Linked DNA regions of Mus musculus: region 1 is linked to region 2. The links are chromatin loops, found by intact Hi-C in ENCODE. Cell type or tissue: left cerebral cortex. All regions are shown on one strand. Each heading gives the region's core, and the rest is flanking DNA. Links, peaks and the distances in the headings are about the cores only. Region 1 holds the start of Dcaf7 (DDB1 and CUL4 associated factor 7). Region 2 overlaps Tanc2 (tetratricopeptide repeat, ankyrin repeat and coiled-coil containing 2).

The links. Hi-C counts contacts between places; a loop is a spot of excess contacts. Peaks named below come from ENCODE experiments on the same cell type or tissue, not always from the same donor. Only the 100,000 strongest peaks of a DNase experiment are listed, where the experiment ranks them.
Region 1: a loop joins it to region 2, with 3 times the contacts of the local background. A loop is called at or near these places in 23 of 42 quality-filtered maps.

The regions. Positions count from the first base shown.
Region 1 is chr11:106,035,294-106,038,095 of GRCm38, forward strand. It overlaps Kcnh6 (potassium voltage-gated channel, subfamily H (eag-related), member 6), which reads left to right. Exons shown (of 13, transcript NM_001037712.2): 13 at 1-301. It overlaps Dcaf7 (DDB1 and CUL4 associated factor 7), which reads left to right and starts at 1,579. Exons shown (of 7, transcript NM_027946.3): 1 at 1,579-1,968. The coding sequence starts at 1,831. In left cerebral cortex, for the core only: no CTCF peak of the experiment used is centred there; DNase peaks (open chromatin) are centred at 1,487 and 2,352; H3K4me3 peaks cover 1,768 bases; H3K27ac peaks cover 1,711 bases.
Region 2 is chr11:105,925,780-105,928,581 of GRCm38, forward strand. Tanc2 (tetratricopeptide repeat, ankyrin repeat and coiled-coil containing 2) reads left to right here. Exons shown (of 26, transcript NM_181071.3): 26 at 1-2,802. Among named protein-coding and RNA genes, the nearest start is that of Cyb561, 17 kb to the right of the region's middle. In left cerebral cortex, for the core only: CTCF peaks have their summits at 1,435 (motif pointing right) and 1,635; a DNase peak (open chromatin) is centred at 1,441.

The DNA.
Region 1 (2,802 bases), core at 184-2,683, 110 kb after region 2:
TGGCGCATGCCTTTAATCCCAGCACTCAGGAGGCAGAGACAGGCGGATTTCTGAGTTCAAGGCCAGCCTGGTCTACAAAGTGAGTTCCAGGACAGCCAGGGCTATACAGAGAAACCCTGTCTCGAAAAAACAAAACAAAACAAAAAAGACCTGTTCCGTAAAATAGATAGATAGACCTCCGCTAAGATTGTACTACAAGACCATTATTAACCCACTGAAAAATCAGAAATGATGTAACCAATAGAAAACTATGGACCAAATTTCCTGATATGCACAGAAATAAAACGTTTCAATAAAATACACACCTAGGTATCCAGTTAATTTTCTTTTAACTTTTATTATTTTGAAACAGATTCTCAACTAGCCCAGGCTGCCTCTAATTGGCTCTGTAGCCCAGGATAAGAGTGACTTTCTGGTTCTCCTGACTCTACCTCCCAAGAGCTGGATTAGAGGTGTGTAACACCATGCCTAGGCTCTATGTAAAAATAAAAGTGCCCAGTAGACTTGTTCATACAGGTGGCCATTACTAAAAGATGGTTGATAAGTGTATACTATTGTCCCTCAAGGCTTCCAAGTGTTTGTATCCATTAAAAATTGTATTTTACAGACTGGAGAGGTAGGATAGCCCTATGGGCACTGGATGCTCTTGCAGCAGACCTGGGTTGGATTCCCATCTGTAACTAACTCCAGTTCCAGGGGATTGAATGCCTCTTCTGACCTCCGTGGGCAACTGTTCACATGTAGTACACTTACTTATACTCGGGCACATACAAATACACGTAAAATTAACGTGTTTTAAAGTACTGCCTAACAATTCAATACAACCCCTTTCAATATCGTTGAAAGAATTTACATTTATATTGGTGTACCTAGATCCAGGTTTTTCTGCATTTCAAACTCATGGCATATAAGCATTTAAAGTTGGATTACCATTTGGCTTCTGAACATCCCAGAGGAAGAAGGTAAGTGACTAATAGCCAGGTCATTTGCAAATCGATCCCAGAATTCAGGAGTCTCTTTAGTGTCTGTAGGAAAGCGCAGGAAAGCCTTAATCAATCTAGCCTGTCCCTGGACGTTTCTATCATGCCTGAAAGAGAACAGTTAAAAGGTGGGCATTGGAGCTGGAGAGAGTTCCCGTTTGGCAAAGACTGAGGGACCGCCGGACATAGGGAGATGTAATAAACGCAGGTGGTCCTCCATGAAGGTAGGTTTGACAGTTACTGTCAGTGGAGAGAGGTGATCAGAACAGCAGCAGCAGAGGAGAAATAGCAGGCTTTACTCTTGGCCTAGAATTTGGATCAGTAGAGGGGCACACTTGCCCCCATGCCACCCACGCCCCCATTCACCCGCACTGCGCCGTTATCCCCTTGACTGACATCTTGGGTAGCCAATGATCTTTGGGACTTCAAAAGAGCCCGCCTCCAGGAGCTGGGCGGGGCTAATGAGCAGAATGACAAACATTTTCACCAATAGTAAGGAGGGCGCGGGCGCTACAACTGTGTCGACCAATGAAAAGAAGGAACAGTTTGGAAAGGACGTACCCGGCAGCCAACGCTCGTCGCCGCTGCGGGGTCGCGTGGCTTCCGTTCCGAGAGGGCGGGCCGGCATCCCAAACGGAAGGTGGTAGCGCTGCCCGAGCTGGTTTGAAACTGGTGGTCGGGCCCGGCCGAGTGTGAGTGTGTGTAGCCGAGGACCCGCTGGAGGGCTAGGCCGTTCTTGACCGCCCCGGCCCCGCCTCCCCTCGGACCCGCGGACCCAAGCCCGGGTCCCCGCCTGTCTTGTGCCCCAGCCCGCTGCCTCTCTGGCCGGCTCTGCGGCCCAGCCGCCACCATGTCCCTGCACGGCAAACGGAAGGAGATCTACAAATATGAAGCGCCCTGGACTGTGTACGCCATGAACTGGAGCGTGCGGCCGGACAAGCGCTTTCGCCTGGCGCTGGGCAGCTTCGTGGAAGAGTACAACAACAAGGTGAGTTGTGCCGGGGCTCAGCGTGTAGCCGGCGGGGAACGCTCGAGGTGGGCGGCAGCCCCGGTCCCCACAACTCTCCTGCAAACTCGCCTTGACCACAACAAGGGGGTGGGTCCTCTGTGGTCCTGTCGCTGAGGTTGTCACACTCGTTGCCTCTTATTTAGTTTTGACAGCCGGGGGAAACCGAGGCACGGTGTTGTGACATGCCTGAGGCAGATAAGATTTTCGATGGTAGTAGCAGGTTTCAGATCGGAGTCACACCCCCAAAGCTATGTCCTCCGTCCCTCTCATTTCCCCCACTCCTGTCGCAGTGCTTCTGTTGCTAGGTGGGGGGCGGGAGAGAGGCAGTGGAGGAAGATGCGGCGCTTGGATTGGTGGTCGTGCATTCCTGGCCACGCGAGATTTCTGTTAGGGCTATTTATTGCAAGATCTTCCCCATCTCAGGTGTTTCTCATGGATACAGAGCCCTAATGCTAGGTTGTCATTGGTCATTGGTTTTGCTCCTTGATGTTCACCCTCCCCCAAACAGCCTATCCTTGGAAACCTTAGTCTGTGGCATTATCCCGCCATTATTTCTGAATAGAGAAAGATGACGTTTGACCTGTTCTTTTCGTGGTTCTTTACACATTCATTTGCAGCATTGCTGGACATCATCACTTCATCAAAACACTGGCAGAAGGAGAGAATTTTTATATGCAGGGTATAGGTTTGAAAGTATTGAGAAGAATTTTCTTTCCCTAATCTCTTACCTTCATTCTTTTGTTGTAATTTGAGTTAAAAAAAAAAAAATGAATGACAGTAATCAGAGATACTGAAAGCTTTGGCCAGTGGTAT
Region 2 (2,802 bases), core at 92-2,591:
TCCATTAATAAAGTGCTCCCGCCTGTTTGGAAAGCCACCCTTACCACCTTACCTGCCCAAGTGGGTTAGAATGCCATGCAGACCTAAAAATACACCACAGCTGCCACTATTACCCATGGTCCCTCATTTTCCCAGGAAAATTAAGAGAGTTAGCGTCTCTACCCCCACCTGAAATAGCAGTGTCAAACCACAATTATTTCCTATCCATTATAAGAGAGAGTGCATGCCACTACTGGAGCAAGTGGTTTTTGACTTAAGAACACCAATGGGAGCTTCCTGAGGCAGGAGACAAGCATCTTCCCTGGATGCAGACTGCCTGCCCTGCTTTGCTACTTCACTGCCATGGTTGATCTTAGTACTGTATTTTAAATGTGCCCCTCCCTTCCCAACAATGAACATTTGCCTGGCTTCAGGATGGAAGACAAATCTTAAATGAAACTGGCAAATTCTTATCACTCAATTCACATCACCCTTAAGTAGAGACAGGTGACAAACTTCAGCTTGTAGGTTTCTCACCCAAACATGTTCCTTTGCCCAAAATTCTTGCACTGGTGGGTTTCCATCACATCATGTCTATAAATGGGTGCACTTTACTGTTTGAATTTGTAACTCTGATAAATACTGGATATTTAAGTGTGAGTAATGTCTTCATTAGAAATTAGAGTCACTCTTGTCTCTAGTGTGTTTTTTCAAGAAAAAAAGATACAAGGAAAGAAATCAAGCAGTGGGCCACAGCATTTATAGCACAGAAATAACGTTGTATATAAGCCTCAAAGAGTAAGGATTTTTAAACACAAGAAAACATTTGCAGTGATTTTAAAGTGCTTTTCCAGCAATTTTCTTAGGGACTCCTGAGACATGGTTCATTTATTTACTGGATCAGTAAGGCACACAAGTAACAATTAAAATTATTGTTTATTTACAAAGTAAAGGGAAAACCTCTGTAACATGAGAATTCGGCATGGACAAATGGAGATCATTTTGTATCTGCTGTTGTGTCTGTCCAGGTTGCAGTCGTGCACTATTAGTCCCGAGTTAATAGAGCACAACCCCCTCTCGTTCCAGGTGCCCCTTTCTAGATGTGTTTAACTTAAACTTGATGGCTCAGGAAAATTCCACTCATTAGAATTGTGTACAGTATCCCAGGTTGTTGCCCAGATATCCAAGTTTGCTGATTTTAGTTAAGCCTGGATTATCACTTTTCCTAAATTATTATAAACAGAACAGCTTAGAGAAAGGTGTTCTCCTCCCTTATATTGTATAGTAGTTTATGATTCCCTCTAAATATTGGTATTTTTATATTTCAGAGATATACCCAATAGAAAAATTTTAAACCAGTATCTAATTTAATATCCATAAGTATTTTTCCTTAGAGTTTAGTCATATGCAGTGGGATATGTGGATGTCACTTGTGCTTCACCGTACTCTACCACTAGGTGTCACTGTGACCCTGCATCATACTTACCTGGTTACAAAGAATGGCTTCGTGGAGCTGCTGCCAGTGCAGCTGGCAAGGGGGCCCTACAGACTAGAGGTTCAGGAAGAAGGGAACACAAGCCTGAGGGGGCTTCCTGCAGCCATGCCCCTGTAGCAAGGCAGACTCTGGACACCACGTTTGCGAGGTTACATTGCGCTCCCTTTCTCCCCGTTAGAAACCGTTCCTCTCAGTTCACTCAGCCTCCGGCTTTTATAACTCCAGAAGAATCACAGTTGGGTGGTTGATTAAAGATGGTTATTTTTCTACTGCAGAAATGCCTTGGACAAAACCAGTTGCTCACTGAATCTTTGCCACACAATGGAACAGGCTCCCCAGGTGGCAGGATATGCTGCCTCTGTGCCCATCTCTTGTTGAGGCTCTGAGCGCTCAGCAGCCCCACCCACCCTACCTGTCTGCCCTCAGGCTGCCCAGTTCTCAAGAAGGGGTCTGCTACCGCCTTTACTCTGAGGGCCATACTGCCCTGCCTCGTGCTTGTTGAGAGGTGTGACTTCTCCTTTTCCTCTGGGAATTCCAGACTGACCATCTACCATGACTAACAATGAACAAAGGGCTTAGGGTAAGAGCTACCTACAAAGACGCGTCATGGAAACCTTCACCATGCAATGCCTTGAACTCAGCTCTGGCTGCTCCCAAGAAAAGGCAGCTGGCTAGGGGCCTGGACACAAGCACAACGGGGCTGGTGGAGCCACTGTGCAGAGCTACTTGAATATTCACTGGGTCTTCATCAACTCTTTTTGTAATACAGACCACTCAAGGGCTGAAGTGTTGGTAACCTTCATTTCGGTGTCCAATGCCTCACAGCAGCTGAGCCACCCTGAGATGCTTGTGGCCACGTGATGGCCACAGTCAGAGCTTTGAAAGTCAGTACCAAATGAACGTATAATTGGACACCAAAAATCAAGTGTTACTCTCATGTTTCCTCACCCTGTCATCTCATTTCTTCCTGCTGACTATCGTGATCCCTACACTAAGCTGACCAGTCAGGCTACAGCTGGCTGCACGCAGATGCCAGCCAGCACCATCTCCTGGTTTCAGATAGACCTACTCCGTGGGAAGAACGTGGCCTAGCTGCTTTGTTTCTGTAGCACTTGATGGCTGGATTTTTTCCTTTGCTAATCACTAACCAGAAAATCTGGCTAGGACTCAACTCACTCCCTTCAATCCCCAGGACCAGACAGAGAGTTAATTCTGGAAAATTCCGTACTTGAATGTACCTGCCTTACTGTGTACCCATTCACTGGGGGAGGGGGGATTAGAGATGTTGGCTCTAGATATCCACTTCATTCAAAGTTATTTTGGAAATC